Regions from separate parts of the Homo sapiens genome. Here region 1 is linked to region 2. A link is a loop called in an ENCODE intact Hi-C map of the cell type or tissue named here. Cell type or tissue: IMR-90. All regions are shown on one strand. Links, peaks and the distances in the headings refer to the core of each region. The heading gives the core; the rest is flanking DNA. Region 1 overlaps NBAS (NBAS subunit of NRZ tethering complex). Region 2 has its middle 410 kb from the start of LRATD1.

The links. A loop is a pair of places that touch in the nucleus more often than their neighbours do. Peaks named below come from ENCODE experiments on the same cell type or tissue, not always from the same donor. Only the 100,000 strongest peaks of a DNase experiment are listed, where the experiment ranks them.
Region 1: it touches region 2 in a loop (4-fold over the local background); 1 of 110 quality-filtered maps calls a loop at or near these places.

What each region holds. Positions count from the first base shown.
Region 1 is chr2:15,166,873-15,174,354 of GRCh38, reverse strand. It overlaps NBAS (NBAS subunit of NRZ tethering complex), which reads left to right. Exons shown (of 52, transcript NM_015909.4): 52 at 7,032-7,439. The coding sequence ends at 7,307. Among named protein-coding and RNA genes, the nearest start is that of NBAS, 390 kb to the left of the region's middle. In IMR-90, for the core only: no CTCF peak of the experiment used is centred there; a DNase peak (open chromatin) is centred at 4,534; H3K4me3 peaks cover 645 bases; H3K27ac peaks cover 2,665 bases.
Region 2 is chr2:15,039,005-15,046,486 of GRCh38, reverse strand. It overlaps a transcript of NBAS not described here. Among named protein-coding and RNA genes, the nearest start is that of LRATD1, 410 kb to the right of the region's middle. RefSeq lists silencers at 2,468-2,762, 3,236-3,436 and enhancers at 2,812-3,312, 3,313-3,813. In IMR-90, for the core only: no CTCF peak of the experiment used is centred there; DNase peaks (open chromatin) are centred at 3,476 and 4,786; H3K27ac peaks cover 2,302 bases.

The sequences.
Region 1 (7,482 bases), core at 2,293-6,292, 130 kb before region 2:
ATAAATGTGATTCCTATCCCCTGTAATCTTGCCATGAAGGCACCAGAACCTTCTAGCATTATTTACAGTGGCCAGTGTCCAAGCTGGGGGGAGAACCATAAAGATTTTCAGAAACGCATGTGTGAATCGACATATTTATACAAAACCAAGAAACCTTCCTGTCTTTGGTCCCCTTTAACTCTGTCCAGGTTTCAAAGTTGTGGGTATGTCTATTTATTTCTATCGTTTTAACCTGAACATACAGAGATCTGACTTGTACCTCCTGTCTGGATGCGTCCAGCAATAGGCAGCTCACTCTGCAGGTCAGCCTGGGATTCCTAAACAGCACTAGTGGTTGGTTAATTTACTTGGTATGAACAGACATATCAAGCATGCATTGTGCACAGCCTGGCACTGTGTATGAAGTGAAGAATAGGTAAGACGCTTGTAAAGATGCGATAAAATATTATTATCCCTGTGCTTAAATGAATAATCTCATGGAGAGATTGACATGTGAAATAATAACACGAAGAATTAACGAAGGTAGCAAGGAGGTAGGTACAGCGTGTGGAACTAGCCAGATCAGGGCCCTCAAATCCAGCATGTGGGTTTGGTTGCAGAGGTGATCAAGCTTGGATTTTCAAAGATTGTCTCCGTCTCGTTGTGAGATCGTGAGCAGATGATTTGTCATAGTTTTGGTTTCAGAAGTAGTATTCCATTAAGTGCCATGCCAGGAGTGAAACTGATGGTATGCTGAGAAAATGGAAACTGCATATCATATTCAAGTAAATACAGAATACAAAAATTATCTGTATGTGTTTTTCTCAAGCGTATACTTACGTTGTCCTTTTATTTTTCTACCCTTGTGGTTGATATTTTAATAACTTTTATTAGTAATAGTATATATGAGAACAAGACAAATATGTTTCCCTAAAGTAAACAGTGAAATAGTATTAAATAATCTTGAAAGCAAATGAAATGAGGGCTGCATGCATTATGCTTCTGGAATTTCAGCTTTCCTCATTATTGTAATTACTCTTAGCTTGATATAGATCCATAAAATCAAAGATTTTAAATCAGAGAAGGTTCATTACCTATTGTTGGAAGAGGAATTAAGCAGATAACATTTTAATGGCTTGGAAGACAGCAGTGCTTTGTGCTTTAATAGATTTCTTTCCCAAGATCTGTAAAGTATCATTTATTCTCAAAAATTAATTGCTGACACACAAAAAACAATCTCTGACAGAGATAGCAAGCATTTTACTCATCTTCTGATATATATAAGCCCTTCCCTTTCTAGAAAATCCTTTTCTCATGATTTGTTTGCCTGTATTAACATCAGCTATTTACTGAACCTGGACTCTGCACTTGGCATTGTGCTGGGCACTTAAAAGCTTGTATTATTCCCAACCCTTACAGACAGTGTGTATTTCTGATGTGGAAACTGGAGCTCAGAGAGATCGTCCTGAACAAGGTCACACAGTTGTTTAGTGACAGAACCAGGATTGGAAATTTGTCTCTAACCCAAAAGCCTGTCTTCTTTTCATAGCACCAGACTATCTCTCACTGTAATTCAAAGTTATTTGATCAGGGGAATTAAGTCAACTAATTCTCTGGACTTGTCTCATATTTATTTCTCACATCCAAACCGCATCCAAAAATGACAGAATATATTTTCTTTCTCATGCCCCTTAAGCACCAGTCAACCCACTGGCAGGGCTGTGTGATTTTCCACAGACCATATACCAAAGTCAATTTCTGATCAATTTAAAAGTCAAATGTTGTTAAAAGTCAGAAAATATAAAAATAACATATCAGTTCCTTTGAGGAATTGTAAGTTCTGAGTTTTAAAGCAATAAAACAAGTCATAAAGGAGTAGATCCTTTCCTGACAATATGAAAGTGTAAAACTTCTATACAACAAAAAACAACCGAAACAGAACTGTAAACAATAGGTTAGAATGTTCATGATAACAAAAATCAGGGTTAAGATTTCAGTTATACAGAGAATCCTTCACATGTGAAAGAGTGGGAAGCTGTTATAACTCTCCTAAATGAGTGAATGATTGATTCTTCCCACAACAAAAAATAAAAATGATAGGAAATTTATGGAAAAATTCATTCTTGCAAATAAATTCAAATGAAAGCAACCTTGAGGTACCATTACATATCTCCTAAATTAGCAAGTGATTTTTTCCTATCAAAATATTAACACCTAAAGCTGAGAAGTTCGTGATGTGACACTGATGCATTCCCATGCTGATGTCACCGCTGTAAGCTGGCACAGTTGACATCATTATGTGGTTGTGCTTACATTCATATTTAGAACCAAAAAAATGTTTCAGATACTTTGCCTGATGTATTAATTTGCTCATATTACCCTAACAAAGTACCACAGACTAAGTGACTTAAACAAGAGAAATTTATTTTCCTACAGTTTTGGAGACCAGAAGTCTGATGTCAAGGTGTAAGGTTGGTTTCTTCCCAGGCCTCTCTCCTTGGCGTGTCGACGGCCGCCTTCTCACTGTCCTCACATGGCTGACCCTTGCTTTGTGTGCGTGTCCTGTCTTCTCTTCTTGTAAGGACACCGGTTATATCGGAGTCCATCCTGATGACCTCATTTTACCTTCATTGCCTCTTTAAAGTCCCTGTCTGTAAATAAAGTCACATTGTGAGGTACTGAGGGTAAGGGCTTCGACATACGAATTTGTGCGGGACACAGTTCAGCCCGTAACACTGCAGTGATACCTCCCCTGGTAACTTGTCCTATGCCGATAATTTCGATGAAGAAGAAAGTATGTGCAAAAAAACATTCATGGTAGTGTTTCAGTAATATCAGACAACTTAAAATGGCTGAAATATTTATAGAAGTCAAATAACTTATAACAACTATTTTGCAGCCATTAAAATTTTTAAGACTGAAAACTATGTAAAAAACAATTTAAAAATTCTTAGCATATAATGAGAAAAATAGAATACAAATATCATACGATTAATTGTGGGAAAAAAATCTATGCACATGGACAGTTACTGGAGAGGAAAGGAGGGTGAAATAATTCTCTTGTGGTGACCCAAACATGGATGACATACAAATTACCGTCACACAGCCTGAAGAGCCAGACCTCAGGTGCCTTGGGAGTATGGAGGAAGGAGGAATCAGCTTGGCCAAGAGAGTTAAACAAAATGTCAGCAAGAAGGTGGCATGTTTTTTTCCAACTATTTCCACTTTTTTATTTTTATCTTAAAAAGAAAAAGTAGGTTAGAATGAATAATGCATGGTCAGAGAGTACCAAGCTTCTGTGGCAGATAGTACTAAAGTTTTAGTATGTTTAGTACAAATTTTAGTCAAAAACAAGAAAAAACAAAGACAACTTGAGGCTTAACAAATTAATCCAGCAACTCAGCAGTGTGCTGATGTCACAGTGTTGGAGAGTGCTTTGGGACAGGACACCCAGCACTCGGCTGTGCTGATGGGAAGGATTCTGTCTGGCCTTGGTGCCCTGATATGTAGAAAGGAACATCTTGGCTGTCTATGACCTGTTCCTTCTCTGAACCTCAGACGACTCTTTAAAATGTACTTGTTGGAATGGGTCATTACAAAGGCCATCTCTTTCTTTCTTCTTTCATTTTCTATTTTGTTCCCAAATACACACAGAAAAATTATCTATGCAGTATTTTCCGTGCAGCTGACAATCTTAAAGTATACTCTGGCCATTCTGTATTTCTTGCAAAGAGCCAGGCCCAGGTAGAATGTCAGAGAAAGGAAATAAGATAAAGTCACCCACCCTGCGTTTCCAGCACTTGATTTTATCTGAAGCCAAACCCAAAATTCCTCCCAACCTTTCCCTGCTCACTGCCCAAGCTCAATGCAGGTCAGCAAACGCAGACCTTTATCGTTCTTTAGGGAACCTCTGAGTGGGCCGGGGCCAAGGGGAAGGAAGCATGCATTTCATTTCCGTGTCTTTAGCCTTAGGCATTCTCAGCCAAGAAGGCAAGCAGCAGGCTTTTGGAGAAAAGACAGCCTACCCTGCCCTTCCCCACCCCTTGCCCTCCCTGCCAGAATGAGAGCAGCTTCTGAAAAGCTGGGTATATCCAGCCAGAAACACGGGAAGGATTTGGTTGCACTGGATAGAAACACAAACTATGAAGGGAATGAGAGCAGCAGCGGCCGCAGGCGTTAACAGAACCCCTGTCTCTTCCTCAGGCTGGAAGAATCCATCACTACCTCTCTAGGAGACTGTCGGGCTCCCAGAGGGGAGGGTTAGTGAGTAAACTGAAAGAATAATAAAGGTGTCCCAGCCTAGAAGACGTATTCAGGGCAACAAAGAAAGTATTGCCCTGCAGTGTTCAGATTCTGAGCCTTTTATCTGTGCATCTTATCAAACATGTGCCTGTAGCATCCTGGCACACACTGTTCTGTCCTGCAGGGTTAGGCAGGGGGATTCTTTGTTTTGAAGGATGAACCAAGATAACACATACAGTAACTCAGATGCCCTGTGTGTGTGCACGCATTAGCATGTGCATGCACGTGGCTGGAGGCAGCCACACAGACTGAAAGAATGTGAGCTTTGGAGTGATTCATTCACTTGGGTATTCATTCCACAAATCTTGCTCAGCTCCTAGCATGTGACCACCCATTCTGGACATGGGGATACAGGGGTGAACAGAAGAGACAAGATCTCTGCTCCATAGGAACTTGTGTTCTGGAGGGAAACAAACAATAAACAAGTAAACTAGGCCGAGACACGGGCTTCTAGGCCACTCCACCATGGAGCAACTGTATCACACTTGACCTCACTGAACCTGCCTCTGTCAGAGGAGGTGAGAACTGTCTTGAAGGGATGTCTGAAGACTTCAAGGGCCTCTCAGGGTTCTGGCACGTAGACACCGTGCTGCTGAGGGCAGGAGCTCTGTGGGGTTGAGACTCTTGTTTGCTAGGCATGAAGAGACAGGGAGAGAAGTGGGATGGAAAGAAGGCATTCAGAACTCACAGGCAGCCCCAGCGAGGAGAAGTCAAAGCTCCGTGCCCCTTCCAGCACAAAAGCAAGTCCATTGAACCGGTGGCTTTTTCTGTCATCTAGCTCCTAAAAACAAAAACAAAGGTAAATTCCTGGAGTTCAACCTAAGTGTTTTGGGTCAAAGGTGGGGTCAAAGGTGGGCTGTACAAGTGTTCATGAATTGGGAGGCCGGAGAAAAGACACTGAGGGTTTGCAGAGAGGGTCTTCTGTTCTGGAGTCTAGTTCTATTCAGTCTCTCTGAGAGGTAGGGTCTTTATCGTGTACTTGTGCAGTTTACAAAAATGTGACAAAGTTTCATAATGTAGGTTCACTCAGCCATTTAACAAATGTTAATGAAATGGGGAGCTGAAATGTAAAAGTGATAAAACTTCTGTGCCTTCAAGAATTTCCCAGTCGGTAAGGGAGACAGACATACAAATTACTATCATACAGGCCGGGCACGGTGGCCACGCCTGTAATCCCAGCCCTTTGGGAGGCCAAAGTGAGTGGATCACCTGAGGTCAGGAGTTCGAGACCAGCCTGACCAACATGGTGAAACACCATCTCTAATAAATACAAAAAATTAGCCAGGCGTGGTGCCATGCACCTGTAATCCCAGTTACTTGGGAGGATGAGGCAGGAGAACCGCTTGAACCCAAGAGGAGGAGGTTGCAGTGAGCCGAGATTGCACCACTGCACTCTAGCCTGGGCAACAAGAGTAAAACTCCATCTCAAAAAAGAAATAAATAAAATAAAATTACTTATCATACAGCATGAAGAGGCAGATCTCAGGCATCTTGGGAGTATGGAGGAAGGAGGAATCCTTGGTCATACTCCCAAGTATTGGCCAAGAGAGTTAAAGAAAATGTCAGCAAGAAGATGGCATTGGAGGTGATGTTTACATTGGGTTTTGAATGACCCCTGTGGGTAGTAGGAAAGATTCACGCTATCCGATAGTGGGCAGGATTTTATTCTCAGTACTTCTCTTGCTTTAATTCTCACAGTCAGTAGACAAGTAGACACAGTTGACCTTCGCATCTTCAATAGCCTTTCTTCCTTGTCACAGAACATGCAGGAAGAGCACATTGTGTACAGTTGCATAATATAGTTGGTCTAAACGTTAGTTAATTGGCTTTGACATTATTTCTGAGAGTCCTACAATCCAAATTATTAAAAAGGCACAGTAACGTTAAGAAAAGCCTGTCAGGAATCTGTTTTATGATACCCCAATGTAAGTGAGAAGCTCCGAATTTTGATAATATGATCAGTGTGGACTTGATTCTTTAAAAAAATATTGAAAATAATACATATATTTAGAAGACAAGACCAGGGAGAAAGAGAATACGCAAACTGAAAGAACCTATGAAACCGTTTTTTAAAAGGCAAGGTTGGTACTGAGCTTCCTAGAGGCTGAAGCAAAAATAGTTTAAAACCCCACTGTTGGTTATCTTACTCGTATCAGTGGGCTTGAGGGACATACTCTTCTCTCAATGGAGTACAAAAAAGGTTTTCTTGTTCCAAAAAAATTTTTTTCATGTGTATTTATATTCAAGAAAGATACAGCATTAAAGAATGTGGATCACAGTGAAAGTACAAATGAAACAGTAAATGTGGTTGTTAAGAGCACAGACTTTGATGTCAAGATTGACCCAAATTTACAATCTGGCTCTACAACTGGTTACAATGTTAAGCAAAGTTGCTACACCTCAGTTTCCTTTTCTGTCAATTGGGAGGTAAAAGTGCCAGTCACGGGGTTGAATCAGAAGGCCTTGGTGAAGAGATGCTGGTACAGTGTTGAATAGTTTCTGGCACCCAGTATCTGGAAGCTGTAGTGATGATTGCAGTGGGGTTCTTGTGTCTTCTTATGTTAAGAGGAGCCCCGTCTGTCATCCCAATCTGTGACCTACCTCAGAGGTGCTCGTGACCCACACACGCTTTTAAACCCAGGCCAGGGCATGAATGATGATGAAGGCAGCCCAGTGGAGAGCGAGGGATCCAAGGGGGAGGCGAACAAAGCAAACACCCCCTCACGCTGTGCCTGTCTTATTTCTTGAAGGTGAATGATTCCAATTGTGACCAAGAACTTCTTTCCCTGCTCCTGGATGCCAAGCTGCTGGTGAAGTGTGTCTCCACTCCCTTCTATCCACGTATTGTTGACCACCTCTTGGCTAGCCTCCAGCAAGGGCGCTGGGATGCAGAGGAGCTGGGCAGACACCTGCGGGAGGCCGGCCATGAAGCCGAAGCCGGGTCTCTCCTTCTGGCCGTGAGGGGGACTCACCAGGCCTTCAGAACCTTCAGTACAGCCCTCCGCGCAGCACAGCACTGGGTGTGAGGGCCACCTGTGGCCCTGCTCCTTAGCAGAAAAAGCATCTGGAGTTGAATGCTGTTCCCAGAAGCAACATGTGTATCTGCCGATTGTTCTCCATGGTTCCAACAAATTGCAAATAAAACTGTATGGAAACGATGAGCAAGCTGCCGCTTTTTTAACCTTTTTTTTCTTTCTTGTA
Region 2 (7,482 bases), core at 1,344-5,343:
GAGTAGTGTTCAAAGTTTGTGTTTGTTGGGTCTAAGTGATAATCCTCCCAAATTCTATAATTATGTGTGTACAATGATTAAAAACATTTCTTGGAGGTTGATATATATTGAGAGATTTTTTATATTCTTAAAAATGTTTTAAGACTATATGAATTGGAATATGACATTCCAGTTAGAATAGATTTGTATCTCATTCAAATTAAGCCTTAAGAACTAAAATAAAAATTAGCTATGAAAACATACTGAATCCAGCTTCCACCCCAGGATGTAGAGAGATGAAAGGAGTATTACTGCCACCTTTGCAATGAAAAAGAACTGGGCTTATTTCAAATGCATGACTGCTTTTGAAACCATTGGAGAGCTGAGGTCATGAAGGTAATGACTTGTGAGGAGTCTAAGGAGAGACAGTGCCTATGGGAGAGAAAATATGAACATACATTCACCTGAGATAGACACATGAGTAGCAATAGTTCAGCTGGAAGAGCTCACTAATTGGTGAAAGCTGAATGTGGACTGATGGGACACAGGGAAGCCCTGGGTCTGCTGAAATTAGGGGGTACACACTCTCTTACAGGCTTTGTCTACAAACCTTTGTCTTCAAAAAGAAAAGCAGTAAGTGTTGGCAAGGAGGTAGAGAAAAAGAAACTCTTGTAGACTGTTAGTGGGAATGCAAATTAGTATAGCCATATGGAAAACAATATGGAGGTTCCTCAAAAAATTTGGCGTAGAACTACTTTGTGATTTAGCTCCAATTTCCAGGTATATACCTGAAGGAAATTAAATCAGCACCTCATAGAGATATCTGCACTTCTGTGTTCATTGCAGCATTATTCACAATTAGCCAAGGCATGGAAACAACCTAAGTGTTTGTTGACATATGAATTGATTAAAAAATGTGATGTATATATACAATGGGACTGGATGTATATATATGTATATGTATACACCACATTTTTTTAAATTAAAAAAACAAAACAAAACAATCAAATGAAAAAAGTTGGGAAAGACATTTTGGGTGGCAAAATGGGAAGCACTTCTGCATGCTCTCTGATAACAAAATGAAACACTGCAAGGCCACTCCAACTGCACCATGGGCAGCCATGTTACTGGTGGTTTGGAAAGTTACTGCCCAAACATGTGCAAAGAATGGCTTCTATCTCTGTGCTTCCTCAGCATTTTGCTCAGATCTCAGCGTCAGCTCCTCTCCCACTGTTCTGGAATACTTATTCTCTTCACTGTCGCCCTGTTGGACTGTGAGCTCAGGATCATGTCGCATTGTATTTTTAGATCCCAGCACAGTGCCTCACATGGCGTTGGTGGTCAACAATAGCTCCCTGGATTGATTTGTCTGATTTGCAGGCTTCAGAAATGTTGGGAAATACATGACAGAGATTTTGATATTTATTTTGGGAGGAAATCATATTTAGAAATTGATCAGTCTTTGCTAATTGGTCAGAATGGGCTCTTGCCTTTGAAATCTGATTTTGATACACCATCCCTTAGGGAGTTTCTATTAGCATATGACATTTCGTTGTTGTGTGCTAGCCTTACCCCAATTATGTTTTGGTACTAGCAAATGTATTTATGTTTTATTTCAAACAGAAGGCTAAATGTTCAAAGCACTGTCTTTATATGGGAATCATCCTGATGCCTTTCAGTGAAAAATAATGGCCAGATTGATCAGAGGCATGAAAGCTAGGGTAACTCCTCACCTCTTTATAGTTGTTTACAATTTAGAAAATAAGGCCACAACTATCATCTCTTTTAACCCTCACAACCATTCTGTGAGGTGAGCAGAGCATAGATTATAACCCCCATTATGCAGAGGAGAAAACAGAGTCTTATCTAAGTGACTTGCAGAGATCTGAGTCAGGTCAAAGACTTTGGAGTTTCAACTCATAGAGTCTCCTCATGTTCCATGGCCACTCTAGGAAAGAACCCTGACATTCTAGTTGTTTTGTGAAATCTTAATTCTATACTCTGCTGAGCCCCTTGTCAGTATGCTTTCCTGCAGATTGTGTTTATTTTTCTATCTTATGAAAAACCTCATTAATAGGTTTTGCTGTTCATTCTTCTGTGTGTGTAATGTCAATAGGCTTGAGTATAGCTGAAATAATTGGACCGGGGGGTTTCTGAGCTGGGAGTTCATTGTCAAGTCAGCTGTCGCTGATTCTTTATCAATGTGAGAGAACTCAGCCATGCAAAGACCTTTCCCTGCTACTTACCTGCAAATCAGGCAGCATCAGCATATTAGCAGGTAGTCTTACAGAATGCAAATTCTGTCATTTAGAATCTAAGTAATTGGAAGCACAACTGGGGAATTGTCTAAATTGTATATTTAAGCAAAAAAAAAAAAGTTTTTAAGTTTTCTCTCTGTTCAGCCTAACCCTTTATTAGTAAAAGTCCATGTGAAAATTTGTTTTCTCTTCTATGAACTTCATTCATTGATTCATTCATTTATCCATCCAGTCAATCAGCATTCATTATTCGTCTGCTCTGTACCAGGTACTGGCCCATGTGCTTGGGAATAGAAAGGTTACTAAGAGGATCTCTGCCCGAATGCATCAAGTTTTCAGGCAACAGACAGAGCAGGGCTTTTTACAATCCCCGGGAGCCCTGGCAGGCTAGTGTGGGGATGAGTCAGAAGGCACCCTCCAAGGTGAGATGCTGAGTTGAGTGCTGAGGGTGGGCTCACTGGTAGAGGCCCACTGGTTCCTGGCAGAGCTAGACTTAGAACCCAGGTTTTCTAATTGCTGGGAACATTTTAATCCCTTAAACCTTCAAGGCCTCCTTAGCAAAGAAATCCTGGTGTGATTAAGGGGGAGAGGGCAGGATTAGACTTTCTGGCACAGCAAGTGAAGGCAAAGGCTCAGGCTTACCATAGCACTTGGAGGCATGTGATGCTGTTTAAAATTACTGAGGTTTAGGAAATCACAGCAAGGGGCGAAGAGTCAGGCAGATGCCAGAGCCAGGACAGTCCTGTGTCCTGGCCAAGATGGTTGGACCTTAGCTTGCAGGTCATGGATGGATATGGATGGGCTTTTAGCAGAAATGTGACATGCTCAAACCTGACTGTTAGAAATTTCCTATGAAAGACAAGATGGGCTAGGACAGAGACAGGGATAATGGAAGTGGCACAGCTCAGCCTGAGATCCTTGGAAGGTGGAGGCAGCAGGACTAGGAGCCAAGCTAAACGTGCAGGGGTCCAAGACGCACAGGGAGGCAATGTCCCGGTTTTTGGTGCCCACAGGCTGTGTGACCTTGTGTAACCTCCAATTCCTCATCTGTCAGATGAGTCTAGTGACTCCTACTCTGCCTCCTCACAGATTACAGAGATGACCCAGTGACTAAGCGAGGAAGGGTGCTGTGTAAATGGTAAAGTGCCGTTAAGTAGGATTTGTTATTATTATGTAAATCGGGGGTTGGAGAACTATGGCTCATGAACCAAATGTGACCTACTGCCTGTTTTTGTAAAGCAAGTTTTACTGGCTGGCAGCCACAGCCGCTTGTTAATGTTGTTGTGTATGGCTGCCTTCTTACTACAAGGCAGAGTCAAGTCGTTGCATCAGGAACCATGCAAAGTCATTGCATCAGACCGAAGTCTGAAATATATACTAGCTGGCCTTTTACTGCAAAAGACTGCTGCTTTCTGGTTTAAGTCATGGGCTGTGGTTTTGCCAAATTTAGTTATTAATTGGTGTGTGAAGATTCCAGAATCTCTCCATTTATGGATTTGAGTCCTGTTAGGCAGGCAGCCAGGGCTCTTTTGGGTGTCTATCTTCCCTTGGACCTGGCAGTGAATGATTTCTCCTCTAAGAAAGGGGGCAGAGTGTCTTCACAGCCCTGCCATCCTCATCTCTCATTGAGAACACACAGGGAATATGCTAGTTTCAGTCTGGGTCATCCCTCAGAAGAGATGCAAAGAAGACCTCGCCAATGGGCTTCCTGTGAATTTCTACCTAAGCCCTTGGTGTGCCCTTTCTTCTCTCTCCTTTCCTGGTAGTTATTTTAGCCTGATTGTTGTTCATTTCACTTATTTTCCAATTTCCTGGATCGATTTTGTTTCTCTACTTCCTTCTCCCAGCAATTTTCATTCTTCTGTTACAGTTAACAGCCTCTGTAATAATAAGTAGAAACCAGACTAAATTATGGTCATTACTGCCCAATGCTTAGCTCCAAGCCAGCACATGACGTTGTCACTTTTGGGGTTCAAACTACCCTTGACATCTCTTTGCATTTCTTGCTCTGAGGATGGCAATTACGCACTTACAGGCAGAGAAGAACGGAGGGGAAAGGCCACTGGCCACCTAGGTTTGCCTCCTTCCTTGCCATTGCCTTTCTTACAAAAGAAACCAATTTGGACTCCGTTTTTACATGAGGCCTCCAGCAATCCTCAGTTCCAGAAATATCAGGAGGATTTAGAAGCTGCATGTGCTATTAAATATTGTCCATGTTGAAAGCAAATAGAGGAACATGTGAAGCACAAACACGTATCACCTTCATTTCTCACTTCACTTTGACTCGCTAAGACGAAGTCTGCTCCAAAGCCTACTTGGGAACGTGTGCTCTCAAGCCTGAAAATGGCCCCATCCTCCCAGGCCTTATTTCCATGTAGTAGAGAAAAGGGAAAAAAAGAAAAGAAAAAAATAGAACACCAAAGCCGGCAGAGCCCTTGGAAGCAAGGTGGCTAACGTTTCTCACAGTGCAGATGGTGCAGAGGCCCAGATGCTATGGAAACAAGCACTGGACAGCTGCCGGGTAGAGTGGCGGAAGATTTCTTCACTTGTTCAGTATCTGTTTGCTTTTTCAACTGGTGTACAAAGAGTACTTACTGCTGTCCTGAGATAATTCCCAGCACTGGATAGCCTGCCCCACATCTGAGCCACAGGACCATTTGTCTGTCCCTGGCTGACTTTTCCTGCCGGCCCTCCCCAGGCATTTGGCCTGGTTTGTTTCCCTTTCAGTTGCCACTCTCCCCCTTGGGGACTCCTCCACATGCTACAGAATGGGATCCTGCCACTTCATCCTTCAGGCACTCCCACCCTGCAGCTGTTTCTCTTGTAATGGTTTTTCTGGAAAAAGACACAAATGTAGAGAACAGATGTGGGTGAACAAAATGCTCCTGAATCTCAGAATTTGCAGTTGTTGGCCCTGGTCTGTGGCTACCGACTCCCTTGGGAGAGAGACCTCAGATGTTCTCATGGATACTGGCTCACTTCTTCTATTCCTGAGGTGGTCCTTGAGCCTCCCCCATGGGACTCAGCTCTCCCTGCCTCCATAAATGTGGACCAAAACTCCCAATAGTGGTGAGATGTGCTCTCTCCTCAGGGGACACAAGGTAGCTCCGTCTGGCTTGAATGAAGAGTGATGTGAATATTGGAATAGAGAGTAACCTTGTGCAAAGGGGAGCTCCTATTGAAGGATTGTGGGTAGGGGCTGATGTGATCACAGTTGAGCTTTGGTGAATTTAATCTGCCAGTGATGTGTAGGTTAGATTTGAGGGGATGAAGCTGGAGAGGAAAGTTTAATTAGGCAGTAGCTCAATGCAAACAAACTGATGAAAGAGGAAAAAAGTAAACTGATTTTACCGCACAGGAAGGCAGAGATAACCTCAACCATCAGGGATTAGGCAATGTACGATGGGGCCTTTGGATTAACTGTCACGGAATGACTTAGGGACAAGTGCGAGCACTGGGATTTATGGGTAGCAAAGTCTGAAGGAGAGCAGCCCCTGTGAAGGCCACCTCCTGGACCAAGGGCAAGGGTGGGGCTTAGAAAGACAAAAACCCCAGAGTCTGACATGAGCAGTGGGTTTCAAGAAAGCCCTTAGCTTGCCAGTTTGGAACTGGCAGATTGCCACGAGCTTGGTGCAGGCCAACTGCTGAGCCCCACATCTGTTTGCTGAGTCTAGACAGCATAAGTTCACCCCTGGCTGTTATTTGCTGTTTTTGATCAATTTTCTGAGGAGCTTTTCCTTTGATTTTTTTCTTCCGGAGCCCTGAATGTTTGCTGTCTTAGAGAACACAAGGTGGTCGTGCCTGGGCAGGTCCATACGCATGTGCTTAAGACTCAGCCAAGACTTCTTTGATCAGAACAAATAAACCAACAATCTTGCGGTAATCAGAGATCCCTACCTGTTTGTGAATTCAGGCTCTATGTTACCCTGGGAAAGTCATTGTAACCTCTTGGAGCCTCAATTTTCCCACCTGTAATAAGCCTTACCTTGCTGGACTGTGGCGAGGTTAAATGAGTGTGTGTCTGACACACAATAGGAACACAATGACTATGACTCTGCAGCGGAGAAAAACAGTCCACGCTCTTGAGACCTCCTTTGGCTCCTAGGATCCTGCTCTTTGCAGGTACTTCAAGCTCCAGGGGACCTTCTGAAGGCCTTGAGCAGGGTTGGGCTGCAGGGGCAGCCTTCTCGATTCCATCCTCGCAGAGTGCTCCTCTCTCTCTGCTGAGCTGTCATTCTCTCTGGAGACGGGGAAGATGGATCACCGTCTTGAAGATGCATCACTCACATCACCACCTGCCTGACCTATTACAAGACTTAAGCTGCCACTTAATTTGTCCCCCATTTAGTGCAGAGACATCCCCACCCCCTCACCTTTAGCAGAGCTTGGAGGAGGCACCAGGAATGAAGACAAGTCAGGAGATGATCAGCCTCCCAGGCTGTCCTTTCTGAGTTCTTCTGGCCCTCAGAGGCTGCCGGAAGGAATTGGATTCCATCAGTGGCTGGGGTGTCCGAGCTGAGACTGGGGCCAGGCCACAGCCTCAGGGAGGGAACTGCTGGGTTTGGAGGTGGTGAGCAGAGCTCAGCTCTCTGTACTTCGGAGGATTTGTTTTAAAGTCATGGCTTTACGGAAACCCCTCACCTTCTGTTAGCTCCCCCAAAATGCTTATCTAAAAGCTCCTGGCTTGTGCATAGAATATTGAGCTGTGGTGCACACTCCCTTCTTGGCTCCTGGGATAGGATTTGATGTAATCAGCCTTTGAATTTCCAGAGGCCCTTAATCTTCTTTGACCCACACAGAGTCACTGACGAGCCTGTGAAAAATCATATGGAACAATTTCTTTAAATCCTTCCCTGACTTTTTTCTATGAGGATTTTGAATCATAGGGTGTTTCTGAGCTGAAGGCGCCTTAGAGGTTGTTAGCACAGGAAGCTGGGGGCTGGCTTCCAGACATCCCCATTTTCCACTCATTCATTCAGTGTGCAACCGCAGCAACGCCAATAGCTTTGTACTTGGCTTTCACTGATGACATCTTGTTTAATCCTCAGTGCAGCCTCAGGAAATTGGTGTCATTGTTTCCATTTTACAGATTAGGAAACTAAGTTTCAAGTGCAGATAAGCCACTTGCCCAAAGACAGAGGGCTAGTCAGAGTCAGAGTGTGTATTCAGATTTATGTCCACTATGTCTATTTTCACAAGCAGTTGAGTCACCATTACAAATATTTATTCCTAGGGTTTTGGTGGA